2 separate regions of the Homo sapiens genome follow, and region 1 is linked to region 2. Evidence: read pairs that join two places in POLR2A ChIA-PET (ENCODE). Cell type or tissue: IMR-90. All regions are shown on one strand. Links, peaks and the distances in the headings refer to the core of each region. The heading gives the core; the rest is flanking DNA. Region 1 has its middle 6.5 kb from the start of SHFL. Region 2 has its middle 8.4 kb from the start of OLFM2.

Region 1 (6,798 bases), core at 596-5,595, 130 kb after region 2:
CTGTAGTCCCAGCTACATGGGAGGCAGGAGGATTGCTTGAGCCCAGAAGGTCAAGGCTGCAGTAAATCATTCACACCACTGCACTCCAGCCTGGGCAGCAGACTGAGACCCTGTCGAAAAGGAAAGGGATGGGACAAGACGGGACAGGACAGGACGGGACGGGATGGAATGGGACGGGACGGGAAGGGAAGGGAAGGGAAGGGGAGAAGAAGAAGAAGAAGAAGGAGAAGAAGAAGGAGAAGGAGAGAGAAGAGAAAAGAGAAGAGAAGAGAAGAGAAGAAGGAGGAGGAGGAGAGGAAGGAAGGAAGGAAGGAAGGAAAGAAGGAGGGAGGGAAGGAGGCAGGGAGGGAAGGAAGGAAGGAGGGAGGGAAGGAAGGAAGGAATGTTCCTTCCTCTTCTATTTGTTGGAAGCATTTGAAAAGAATGTGTACTTAACTTATTGGTAGACTTCATCACTGAAATCATTCAGTCATGACCTTTTCTTGTTTGGAGGTTTTTGATTACTAATTCTAGTTCTTATTACAGATCTGTTGAGATTTTCTATTTCTTCTTGAGTTAGTTTTATGTATTTCTAGAAATTTGTTCATCCAGATAGATTATCTGATTTGTTGGTGAATAATTGTTCATAGCATTCTCTTATAATCCTTTAAATTTCTGTAAGGTCAGTAGTAATGCCTCTATTTTCATTTCTAATTTTAGTTATTTGCACCTTTTTTTCCTTTGTCAGTATTGCTAAAGGTTTGTCAATTTTCTTTATCTTTTTGAAGAACCAACTTTTGGTTTCCTTGAGTCTTTGTCTATTTATTTATTATTATTATTATTTTGAGATGGAGTCTCTCTCTGTCACCCAGCCTGGAGTGCAGTGGCACGATCTCAGCTCACTGCAACCTCTGCCTCCCAGGTTCAAGCAATTCTCCTGTCTCAGCCTCCAGAGTAGCTGGGACTACAGAAGCGTGCCACCACACCCGACTAATTTTTTTGTATTTTTAGTAGAGATGGGGTTTCACCATGTTAGCCAGGATGGTCTCGATCTCCTGACCTCGTGATCCCTGCCTGCCTCGGCCTCCCAAAGTGTTGGGATTACAGGCGTGAGCCACCGTGCCTGGCCCATTGAGTCTTCAAATTTCTCCACTGTTTCTCCTTTTTCTTTCTTTCTTCCTTTTTTTTTTTTTTTTTAGATGGATTCTTGCTATGTTGCCCAAGCTGCTGGTCTTGAATTCCTGGACTCAAGTGATTCCCCACTCCTCAGCCTCCCAAAGTGCTGAGATTACAAGCATGAGCCACTACGCCCAGCTATACTGATTACTTTTTTAATTTTAGTTTTTATTCATTTTCACAGACAGGGTCTCACTCTGTCACCTAGGCTGGAGCGCAGTGGCATGATCATGGCTCACTGCAGCCTGAACTCCTGCACTCAAGTGATCCTCCTGCCTTGGCCCCCCAAGGAGCTGGGACTACAGGTAGAAGCCGCCACACCTGGCCTGTCCTTATTATCTTTTTAGGATACATGAAAACAAAAAGATTCCCCCAAAGGCAGACATGTAGAAAAGAAAATGGGGACTGGGCGCGATGGCTCATGCCTCTAATCCCAGCACTTTGGGAAGCCAAGGCAGGTGGATCATCTGAGGTCGGGAGTTCGAGACCAGCCTGACCAACATGGCGAAACACTGACTCTACTAAAAATACAAAATAATTAGCCAGGCATGGTGACGGGCGCCTGTAATCCTAGCTACTCAGGAGGCTGAGATGGGAGAATTCCTTGAACCTGGGAGGCGGAGGTTGCAGTGAGCCAAGATTGTACCACTACACTCCAGCCTGGACAATAAAGCCAGACTCTGTGAGAAAGGAAATGAGAGGAGAGGGGAGGGGAGAGGAGGGGAGGGGAGGGGAGGAAAGGAAAGGAAAGGAAGAAAAGAAAGAGAAGAAAAGAAAGTGGGAAACTCCATCGCAAGCCTTTATCGTACGCTCCTCCCCGCAGAACCAGAACGTGCACATCCTGCATCCCCTATTCAACATGGAAAACACTTGAGTAGCCAAGGACAAAAATATGTAATGTTTCTTACTGTGTGTACACCGGGACTTCCTCCTTCTGGATCAAACACTTCTTAATGTGTAACTTTTTGGAGGAGGAGTCCAACACGCTTTGCTTTTGCAATCAGAAAAGGAAAAAAGGGCAGAGTATCATGCTTAGAGGGGAGAGAATGCTATCGGCAAATTTAAAATTCCAAAATGTAAAGTAGAAAGAGGACATTGTCTGTCCATCCCACATCCCAGAATTACAGGTCTGGTGTCTGCACCGACTGGCTTTTTTTTTTTTTTTTTTTTTGAGATGGAGTCTCGCTCTGTCGCCCAGGCTGGAGTACAGTGGCTTGATCTTGGCTCACTGCAACCTCCGCCTCCCGGGTTCAAGCGATTCTTCTGCCTCAGCCTCCTGAGTAGCTGGGACTAAAGGCCTGCACCACCACACCCAGCTAATTTTTATATTTTTAGTAGAAACGGGGTTTTGCCATATTGGCCAGGCTGGTCTCAAACACTCCTGACCTCGTGATCCGCCTGCCTCAGCCTCCCAAAGTGCTGGGATTACAGGCGTGAGCCATCACACCTGGCCCCGACTGGCTTTTTCTCAGTACTTTCCCTCGGGGCCTTCTGGCCTTGGTTCTCCTCCAGAATGTAGGATCAATGATTAATGATGGATGTTTCTGCTGTCAGGAGCTGAGATGTGGCAGCAGTCCCTGGAGTGGAGTGAGGAACTGTTTCCCACAGGCCACGCCCTCGGAAAAGCAAGATAAACCAAAGTGGTGGGCGTGGTGGCTCACACCTGTAGTCCCAGCACTTTGGGAGGCTGACGTGGGAGGATCACTTGAGTCCAGGAGGTCAAGGCTGAACTGCACTCCAGCCTGGGTGATGTGGCAAGTCCCCACCCCCAAAAAAAGAAGAAAGCAGCTAGACGTGATGGCTCATGCCTATAATCCCAGCACTTTGGGAGGCCAAGGCAGGCAGATCCCTTGAGGCCAGGAGTTCAAGATCAGCCTGGACAACATGGCAAAACCCTGTCTCTACTAAAGATATAAAATTAGCTGGGCATGGAGGCACACGCCTGTAATCCCAGCTACTACTTGGGAGGCTGAGGTACGAGAATCCCTTGAATCCAGGAGGCGGAAGTAGCAGTGATGTGAGATCACGCCATTGTGCTCCAGCCTAGGCGACAGAGCAAGACTCTGTGTCAAAAAAAAAGAAAAAAACAAAAAAAAACACCGGAAAGAAAAGAGGCTGCGCTCAGTGGCTCACGTCTGTAATCCCAGCACTTTGGGAGGCCAAGGTGGGAGGATTACCTGAAGTCAGGAGTTTGAGACCAGTCTGGCCAACATGGTGAAACCCTATCTCTATTAAAAATATAAAAAACTAGCCAGGCATGGTGGCGGGTGCCTATAATCCCAGCTACTCAGGAGGCTGGGGCAGGGAATTGCTTGAACCAATGGGGTGGGGGTTGCAGTGAGCCAAGATTGCACCACTGCACTGCAGCCTGGGTGACAGAGCAAGACTCTGTCTCAAAAAAAAAAAGAAAGAAAGAAAGAAAAGAAGGAAAGAAGGAATGGAGGGAGGGAGGAAGGGAGGGAGGGAGGGAAGGAGGGAGGAAGGAAGGAAGGAAGGAAGGAAGGAAGGAAGGAAGGAAGGGGAGAAGGAAGGAAAGAAGGAAGGAGAGAAGGAAGGAAGGTTGGTTAAGGACTGTCTGGTTCCAAAGCATGCCCCCTTCATCTCTACAATTCTTAACCTAAATTCCAGCTTGAAGGAGTTTGCAGTCAGTTGGCCTGAGTTCAAATCCTGGCTATACCACTTATAAACTGGGTATCCATGTGATTTGCTTAATCTCTTGGAGGCTCAGTTTCTTCATCTGTAAGGGCCAATCATGCCTAAGCCAGAAGATCCTAAGGCCTAGGGCATAACCTGCAGACAGCCTGACACTCAGTGAGCTCCAGATACACTCAGGGAATTTATTTTAGCCATTATAATTTCTCCACTCACCACTCACCAAATTCATTTGAGCAGAGCCCCATTAAACAGGTTCCTCAACTTTTGCACATAATGTATTCCTGGAAAAATGTATGAAACTGATTTCACAAAAGTCGAACAACAGATTTCTGTGCTACAAAGGATGTTCCATTTACTGAGAACTACTCAAATTATAAAATCCCAAATTACTTCTCACCTGTTAGGCATCATTGTCAAAGATAGTGTCCAGGGTTTCATACATGTTATTTTTAAAAATTAATTGGATTGGCTGGGCGTGATGGCTCATACCTGTAATCCCGGCACTTTGGGAGGCTGAGGTGGGCAGATCACGAGGTCAGGAGTTCGAGACCAACCTGGCCAACATGGTGAAACTCTGTCTCTACTAAAGATACAAAATATTAGCTGGGCGTGGCAGCACGTGCCTGTAATCCCAGCTTCACAAGGGGCTAAGCCAGGAGAATCGCTTGAACCCGGGAGGTCGAGGTTGCAGTGAGCAGAGAGCACGCCATTGCACTCCAGCCTGGGCGACAGAGCAAGACACTGTCTTAAAAAAAGAAAAAAAGAAAAAAGAAAAGAAAATTAATTGGATTTATCTTATTGGGTATTTTTTTTTCTCACTACAAAATGATAGATTAGATGCTTGTTGCAAGAAAAATTCAAACCAGGTGCAGTGGCTCATGCCTGTAATCTCAGGGCTTTGGGGGGCCGAGGAGGGAGGATCACTTGAGCCCAGGAGGTCAAGATCAGCCCAGGCAACATAGTGAGACCCCGTCTCTACACAAATAATAAAATTAGCTGACATGATGGTGCACACCTATCGTCACAGCTACTTGGGAGGCTGAGGCAGGAGGATCGCTCGAGCCCAGGAATTCAAGGCTGCAGTGAGCTATGATGATGACACGGCACTCCAGTCTGGGTGGCAGAGCAAGACTCTGTCTCAAAAAAAAAAAAAAAAAAAAAAAGGCCAGGCGCAGTAGCTCACGCTTGTAATCCCAGCACTTTGGGAGGCTGAGGCAGGCAGATCATGAGGTCAGGAGATCAAGACCATCCTGGTTAACACGGTGAAACCCCGTCTCTACTAAAAATACAAAAAATTAACTGGGCGTGGTGGTGGGCGCCTGTAGTTCCAGCTACTTGGGAGGCTGAGGCAGGAGAATGGCATGAACCCGGGAGGCGGATCTTGCAGTGAGCCGAGATCGCACCACTGCACTCCAGCCTGGGCGACAGAGCGAGACTCCATCTCAAAAACAAAAAAAAGGAAGAAGAATAAGAGGAGGAGGAGGAGGAAGAGAAGGAGGAGGAGGGAGGAGGAGGAAGGAGGAGGAGGAAGGAGAAGGACAAAGAGAAGAAGAAGACAGCAACAGAAAATGAGAGACATGATTAATCCAGCATGCTTAATAGTTTAGTAGTAGATTTTTCCATGGTGTCCTTCCCAAAAGGTTTCACCAACGGATGCTGTCTCTAATGATTTGGGAGATTTCTCATTTCCCTACAGCTTCTCCAGCTCTGAGCATTCCCGATCAATTTTTCATTTGACTCAACTGGAGTGGGAAATTGACTAGATTGTGAAAAGCATGCACATGCTCCAATGGTCTCCATCTCCTCCACAATATTTTTTTTCTTTTCTTTTTTTTTTTTTTTTTGAGATGGAGTTTTGCTCTTGTTGCCCAGGCTGGAGTACAATGGCACGATCTCGGCTCACCGCAACCTCCGCCTCCTGGGTTCAAGCAATTCTCCTGCCTCAGCCTCCCGAGTAGCTAGGATTACAGGCATGCGCCACCATGCCTGGCTAATTTTGTATTTTTAGTAGAGACAGGGTTTCTCCATGTTGGTCAGGCTGGTCTGGAACTCCCGACCTCAGGTGATCCCCACCTTGGGCTCTCAGCCTCCCAAGGTGCTGGGATTACAGGCGTGAGCCACCGTGCCCAGCAATTTTTTTTTTTTTTTGAGATGGAGTCTCACTCTATTGCCCAGGCTGGAGTGTAGTTGTGCGATCTCGGCTCACGGCAACCTCTGCCTCCCGGGTTCAAGTGATTCCCCCACCTCAGCCTCCCGAGTAGCTGGGACTACAGGCACACACCACCATGCCTGGCTATTTTTTGTATTTTTAGTAGACAGGATTTTGCCATGTTGGCCAGGCTGGTTTCGAACTCTTGGCCTCAAGTGATCTGCCCTCCTGGGCCTCCCAAAGTGCTGGGATTACAGGTGTGAGCCACTGCACCCGGCCTTCCTCCATAATTGAACACAGTCGCCCAGCTTAAGCCTCCAAGGGTCCAGTTCCAGGTCAAGATTTGCTGCTTTTTTTGTTTTGTTTTGTTTTGTTTCGTTTTGGTTTTGAGACAGAGTCTTGCTCTGTCACCCAGGCTGGAGTGCAGTGGCATAATCTTGGCTCACTGCAACCTCTGCCTCCTGGGTTCAAGTGATTTTCCTGCCTCAGCCTCCCAAATAGCTGGGATTACAGGTACCCGCCACCACGCCCAGCTAATTTTTGTATTTTTAGTAGAGATGAGGTTTCCATGTTAGCCAGGCTGGTCTCGAATTCCTGACCTCAGGTGATCCACCTACTTTGGTCTCGTAAAGTGCTGGGGTTACAAGAGTGAGCCACCGCGCCTGGCTGATGGGGTCTCACTATGTTGCCCAGCATGGCCTCGAAATCCTGGCCTCAAGTGATCCTCCTGCCTTGGCTTCCCAAGTGCCGAGATTACAGGCATGAGCCACTGTGCCCAGTCAATGAGCTTTTAATGTACATAATGTGGCTGAAGTGATGTGGGACTTTCAGGCTAGATC
Region 2 (6,798 bases), core at 1,047-6,046:
ATTTAGAGGTCCTTTGGTAGAATTTAGCAGAAACTCAACTTGAACTGGATTAAGAAAAAAAATCTATTGGCTCATATAACTTAAACAAAAATGAGGGTAGTGGAATTCAGTCATGGCTGGATCCAGGGTTTCTGTTATATCATCAGGATTCTGTCTCTCTCCATTCCTCATCTCTCATTTCTCATCTCTCATTTCTCATTCCATGCTGTCTTTTGGGAAGGATTCACTTTTAGCCAAGAGATGACAAAGATGGTTTCCAGAAGCTTCTCTCTTCCAAGCTCAGCAGCATCAGCAAAAAGAGAGCTTGCAAAATAATGTCTCATTATGCATCCCAAGTTGTGTGCCCATCCTGAACCAATTATGTATTCAGAGGAATTCATTATTTGGCTTGGCTAGGTCTGGCTCATAGATCACCCCCACGGAGCCAGAGAGTGCAGTTAGCCTTATTCAACCTACATTGGATAGGAAGTGGGAGGTAGAGAAGGATATAGAATGTTGACCACTAAAAGAGAGAAAGGACACTGTACAAGCAAAACCAAAATATATGGTTTTGGGCAGGGGGTGGTTCTTGGCATCATTTCAACCCCCTAGTATGCATTCCTTATTATAGAGCCTGCAAAGCGAAAATACTTCCAGACTCCCTTGCAGCTAAACTTCTGTAGGCCAATTAGGTTTCATCCATTAGAAGCATGAGAAGTGGGTGGTGGAAGAAGGTGGAATTAATCTTCCTGTTATGCTGGTAGAGGCAGCTGCTAAGCACAATTGGGAGACACTGGATTTTCCTGCAGGAATGTTCCTGTTTCCAATTGTGAGAACAACCCGTTTTTGTTGAGAGTCCATTGCAGTAACAATGATGACTGCCTCCGTATCTCTGAATTGCAACTTTCCTGGTGTTTTCATTGTTTTGTTGTTCCTGTTGCTGTTGTTGTTGTTGTTGTTTTTGAGATAGAGTCTCGCTGTGTCACCCAGGCTGGAGTGAAGTGATGGGATCTTGGCTCACTGCAACCTCCACCTCCCAGACTCAAGCAATCCTTCCACCTCAGTCCATCCCAGTAAATGGGACTGCAGTTGCATGCCACCACACCTTGCTAATTTTCTGTATTTTCTGTAGAGATGGAGTCTCTCCATTTGCCTAGGCTTGTCTCAAACTCCTGGGCTCAAGGGATCCACCCGCATTGGCCTCCCAAAGTGCTAGGATTACAGGCGTGAGTCACCACGCCCAGCCATGCTGTTCCTTTTTATGGTTCAATAATATTCCATTGTGTGGATATCCCATATTTTGTTCATTAATTATGGTGATGTAGTCTTAAAGTCAAAAATCCCCACTCTAGGGGATAATTCTCCACCTCCCTGCTAATAATAGAGGCAGAAGCTCCTGCTTGGGTGAGTTGGGAGGTGATGGTTTTTGTTTTGTTTTTGTTTTTGTTTTGAGATGGAGCCTCGCTCTGTTGCCCAGGCTGGAGTGCAGTGGTACAATCTCAGCTCACTGCAACCTCCACCTCCTGGATTCAAGCAATTCTCCTGCTTCAGCCTCCAGAGTAACTGGGATTACAGGCACATGCCATCACGCCCAGCTAGTTTTTTGTATTTTTAGTAGAGACAGGGTTTCACTATGTTGGCCAGGCTGGTCTTGAACTCCTGACCTCAAGTGATGTGCCTTCCTTGGCCTCCCAAAGGGATAGGATTACAGGGGTGAGCCATTGCTCCCAGCCGGGAGGTGGTGTTTTGTAGCAAGTCATTCTATCGGCTTTCCCTAGATCCCTATTCTCCAGCCTTGGTTCTGTAAGCACCAAGTTCCCTGGTTTTGGTTCTCATTTCCTGCAACTAAACCGTGATTGATATGTGCTTGGAAGATTCATTCCCTTTATCTGTCTGAAGAGAACCTCATAATTCACGAAGCCCCAATACTCCAAGCTATTCATGACCTACCTACTCAGTACTCCCTCCTGGACCATGCTGGAAACATCTCTTTAACAGGAACCTTCCTGACTCACTGAGCTCCAGTGAAGCACCCACCACTGGGATACATCCTCTCCATACATTAATTCCTTGAGTTCTTACAACAACCCTGTAGGGTAGGCACTGTTATCCCCCATTTAAAAATGCAGGCCAGGTGCAGCAGCTCATACCTATAATCCCAGCACTTTGGGAGGCAGAGGACTGCAGATCACTTGAGCCCAGGAGTTTGAGACCAGCCTGGCAACATGGCAAAACCCCATCTCTACAACAAATACAAAAAGTAGCTAGGCATGGTGGCTTGCGCCTGTAGTACTAGCTACTTGGAAGGCTGAGGAGGGAAGATCGTTTGAGCCCAGGAGGTCGAGGCTGCAGTGAGCTGCAATTGCACCACTGCCCTCCAGCCTGGGTGACAGAGCGAGACCCTGTCTCTAATAAATAAATAAATGAAAACTTTGAGGCTCAGAGAGGTTAAGTAATTTGCCCGAGGTCACCCAGCTATAAAGGGCAGACACAGGATTCAGACTCAGTTCCATCTGACTCAAAGCCAACCTATTGACCGGGTGCAGTGGCTGGCACCTGTATTCCCAGCACTTTAGGAGACCAAGGTGGGAGGATCACTTGAGCCCAGGAGTTCTAGGCTGCAGTGACCTGTGATGGTGCCACTGTACTCCAGCCTGGGTGACAGAGTAAGACCTTGTCTCTTTTCTTTTTTTCAAAAAAAGAAAAAAAAAAAGGAAGTAGTTGGGGTCTCGCCCAGGTAATTCTTTTTTTTTTTGGGGGGGAGATGGAGTCTTGCTCAGTCGCCCAGGCTGGAGTGCAGTGGCGCGATCTCGGTTCACTGCAAGCTCTGCCTCCTGGGTTCACACCATTCTCCTGCCTCAGCCTCCCGAGTAGCTGGGACTACCGGCACCTGCCACCACGCCCAGCTAATTTTTTTGTATTTTTAGTAGAGACAGGGTTTCACCATGTTAGCCAGGATGGTCTCGATCTCCTGACCTCGTGATCCACCCACCTTGGCCTCCCAAAGTGCTGGGATTACAGGCATGAGCCACTATGCCCAACCTCACCCAGGTAATTCTTTTAATTAATGAGAGCCCATCTCTACTAAAAATAAAAAATTATCTGAGCATGGTGCCTTGTGCCTGTAGTCTCACCTACTCTGGAAGCTGAAGCAGGAGAATTGCTTGAGCCTGAGAGATTGAGGCTTCAGTGAGCTGATTGCACCACTGGACTCCAGCCTGGGCAACAGAGTGAGACCTTGTCTCAAAAAAGAAAGAAAGAAAGGGGCCAGGCACTGTGGTTCACAACTGCAATCCCAGCACTTTGGGAGGCCACGGTGGGTGGATTACTTGAGGTCAGAAGTTTGAGACTAGCCGGGCCAACATGATGAAACCCCGTCTCTACTAAAAATACAAAAATTAGCCTGGCATGGTGGCGCATGCCTGTAATCCCAGCTACTCGGGAGGCTGAGGCAGGAGAATTGCTTGAAACCGAGAGATGGAGGTTGCAGTAAGCTGAGATCACTGCACTCCAGCCTGGGTGACAGAATAAGACGAAAGAGAGAAAGAGAGAGGGAAAGAAAGAAAGAGAGAGAGAGAGAGAGAGAAAGAAAGAAAGAAAGAAAGAAAGAAAGAAAGAAAGAAAGAAAGAAAGAAAGAAGAAAGCAAGAAGGAAGGAAGGAAGGAAAGAAAGCAGCAGAAAAAGAGGAAGGAAGGGAGGAAGGAAAGAAGGAAGGAAGGAAGGGAGGGAGGGAGGGAAGGAAGGAAGGAAGGAAGGAAGGAAAGAGAGAGAGAGAAAGAAAATAGACACACACACAACTCCACAAAACCCACAATTCAGACACACAGCTCACACACAGGTCTCCAGCATAGACATATTTATACATCCGTTTACTCAAACACTCACAATACAATCACATAAAACAGGCAGACAGTTCACATGCCAACACACTCTTGCACAGACACGCAAACAGAAGCATGGAATTTGTACAGAGCACGCTCACAGTGTCTGATCCATAACTCAGACACGGAGTCACGCCCACAAAGGCACAGTAGAGGCAGAGTTCACACACAAACAGACCCGCGGGGACCCACGACACAGCCCTCTGACACGAGGACGCCAGGCCAGGGCAGCGTGGGAATGAGGCTGCAAGGAGGGAGTGAGGTGGAGAGGATGACTCAGGAGGCCTCTCTGGGGGAGGAGGAGGGAAGGGGGAGGAGGGCAGGCATCCAGCGCATGTGGTTCCTATTAGGGGCCTGGGAATTGAGGCATGAGCTGGCGGGACAAGGAGACCCAGGAACGCTTCCCAGCCTTACCAAAGCAGGAAGGAGCAGGGCCCTGATCTAAGGCCATGCGGCCGGAACTTGGCTCAGAACCACAGCCGTTCTAAGGCAGAGTGGTCTGCCCCAAGCCAGGCCCAGCAGGGGGCTCATTTCAACCCCTGCGATAGTCCTGGAGAAGATTTCTTTTTATTTTTTCTTCTTTCTTTCTTTCTTTTTTTTTTTTTTCTGAGACAGAGTTTCGCTCTTGTTGCCCAGGCTGCAGTGCAATGGCGCGATCTCAGCTCACTGGAACCTCCACCTCCCAGGTTCAAGCGATTCTCCTGCCTCAGCTACCCGAGTAGCTGGGATTACAGGCTCCTGCCACATGCCTGGCTAATTTTTGTATTTTTAGTAGAGACAGGGTTTCACCATGTTGGTCAGGCTGGTCTTCAACTCCTGACCTCAGGTGATACGCCTGCCTCGGCCTCCCAAAGTGCTGGAATTACAGGCATGAGCCACCAAGCTGGGCCCCTTTCTTTCTTTTTTTGAGACAGGGCCTCACTCTGTCACCCAGGCTGGAGTGTGGTAGCACAATCACAGCTCATTGTAGCCTCGACCTCCCCAGGCTCAGGTGATCCTCCTACCTCAGCCTCCCAGGTAGCTGGTACTACAGGTGCACACCGCCACCATGCCCAGCTAATTGTATTTTTTATAGAGATGGGGTTTCACCATGTTGCCCAGGCTGTTCTGGTCTTGAACTCCTGGGCTCAAGTGATCAACTCGCCTTGGTCTCCCAAAGGGTTGGGATTACAGGCATGAGCCACCCGGCCTGGACTTTTTTCTTTTTTTTTTTTTTTTGAGACAGGGTCTTGCTCTGTCGCCCAGGCTGGAGTACAGTGGTGCAATCATGGCTCACTGCAGCCTCGACATCCTGGCCTCAGGCAATCCTCCTTGGAGGGTTTCGTAGGGGAGGAAAGTGACATTCAGAAAGGTGAAGCAACTTGCCTGAGGTCACACAGCAAGGAGGTAGAGGAGCTAGGATTCAAGCCCTTGTCTCTGTGCAGCCTCCTCTCCCCACCTTGTAGTAGAGGCCAGGACCCCTCCATTTAAGCTACAAGCAGAGATCAAGAACTGACACCTGGACCAGGCTGCACTGGATTTGTGGCTCTGAAACAGCCAGCTCTGGCCAGGCGCGGTGGCTCTTGCAAGTAATCCCAGCACTTTGGGAGGCCAAGGCAGATGGATCACTTGAGGCCAGGAATTTGAGACCAGCCTGACCAATATGATGAAACCCTGTCTTTACTAAAAATACCAAAAATTAGTCAAGCGTGGTGGTGTGTGCCTGTAGTCCCAGCTACTGGGGAGACTGAGGCAGGAGAATCACTTGAATCCAGGAGGCGGAGGTTGGTGGGCCGAGATCACGCTACTGCACTCCAGCCTGGGGAGCAGAGTGAGGCTCTGTCTCAAAAAAAAAAAGAAAAAAAAAGGGAAAGAAAAAGCCAGCCCCATCCTCAAATAACTTAGAGTCAAGAGCGTGCTGTGTGCACATGTGGGCAAGGTTCTCTGGGCGTGTATGGGAGGCCCTGACGTAGCCTGGGTTGTTTGCCATGAGGGGCGGATGCTGGAGATGAAACCTGAAGGATGCAGAGGAGCTAGCAGGGCTCGGTGGGCAGCAAGAAGACCCTGGGGCTGCAAGGTTCAGAGAGTTAGGTCACCTGGTGAGGGACAGTGACAGGGGAAGCCCAAGATTCTAGGTCAGAGGACTTGGGCTTTATCTTAGGGTTAACAGGGAAGCCTCAGAAGAATGGTGAGAGGAAAGGGACAGGGTGAAGTCTGAGTGACCAGCACGAAGTCCACACCCAGGACAGCTGAACATGTGCCTCCCCCATAACCCAGAATTTCTATTCTTAGCAATCTATACACCCTAGAGACACTTATCTATGTGCACAAAAGACACACGCTGTGGCCGGGTGCAGTGGCTCATGCCTGCAATCCCAGCACTTTGGGAGGCCAAGGCGGGAGGATGGGTTGAGCCCAAGAGTTCCAGACCAGCCTGGGCAACAGGGCAAGACCTCCTCTCTATAAAATAATAATAATAATAATAATAATAATAATAATAATAATAATAAAACTACCTGGTCATGGTGATTTGCGCCTTCTATTTGGGAGGATGAGGTGGGAGAATCACTTGAGCCCAGGAGTTGAAGGCTGCAGTGAGCTATCATTGCACCGCTGCACCCCAGCCTGGGCAAGAGCAAGACCCTGTCTCTTAAAAAAAAAAAAGACACATGGCTGGGCCGGGTGCAGTGGCCCATGCCTGTAACCCCAGCACTTTGGGAGGCCAAGGTGGGTGGATCACAAGGTCAGGAGTTTGAGACCAGCCTGGCCAACATGGTGAAACCCCCGTCTCTACTAAAAATACAAAAATTAGCAGGGCGTGGTGGTGCGCACCTGTAGTCCTAGCTACTCAGGAGGCTGAGGCAGGAGAATCGCTTGAACCCGCAAGGCGGAGGTTGCAGTGAGCCGAGATCAGGCCACTGCATTCCAGCCTGGGTGACAGACGGACAATCTGTCCCAA

Evidence for each region. Peaks named below come from ENCODE experiments on the same cell type or tissue, not always from the same donor. Only the 100,000 strongest peaks of a DNase experiment are listed, where the experiment ranks them.
Region 1: POLR2A ChIA-PET joins it to region 2 with 9 read pairs; 4 of 35 experiments call an interaction of 5 or more read pairs at or near these places.

The regions. Positions count from the first base shown.
Region 1 is chr19:10,076,436-10,083,233 of GRCh38, forward strand. No RefSeq gene overlaps it. Among named protein-coding and RNA genes, the nearest start is that of SHFL, 6.5 kb to the right of the region's middle. In IMR-90, for the core only: no CTCF peak of the experiment used is centred there; no DNase peak of the experiment used is centred there; H3K27me3 peaks cover 777 bases.
Region 2 is chr19:9,941,507-9,948,304 of GRCh38, forward strand. No RefSeq gene overlaps it. Among named protein-coding and RNA genes, the nearest start is that of OLFM2, 8.4 kb to the left of the region's middle. In IMR-90, for the core only: a CTCF peak has its summit at 4,366 (motif pointing right); a DNase peak (open chromatin) is centred at 4,145; H3K27ac peaks cover 1,442 bases.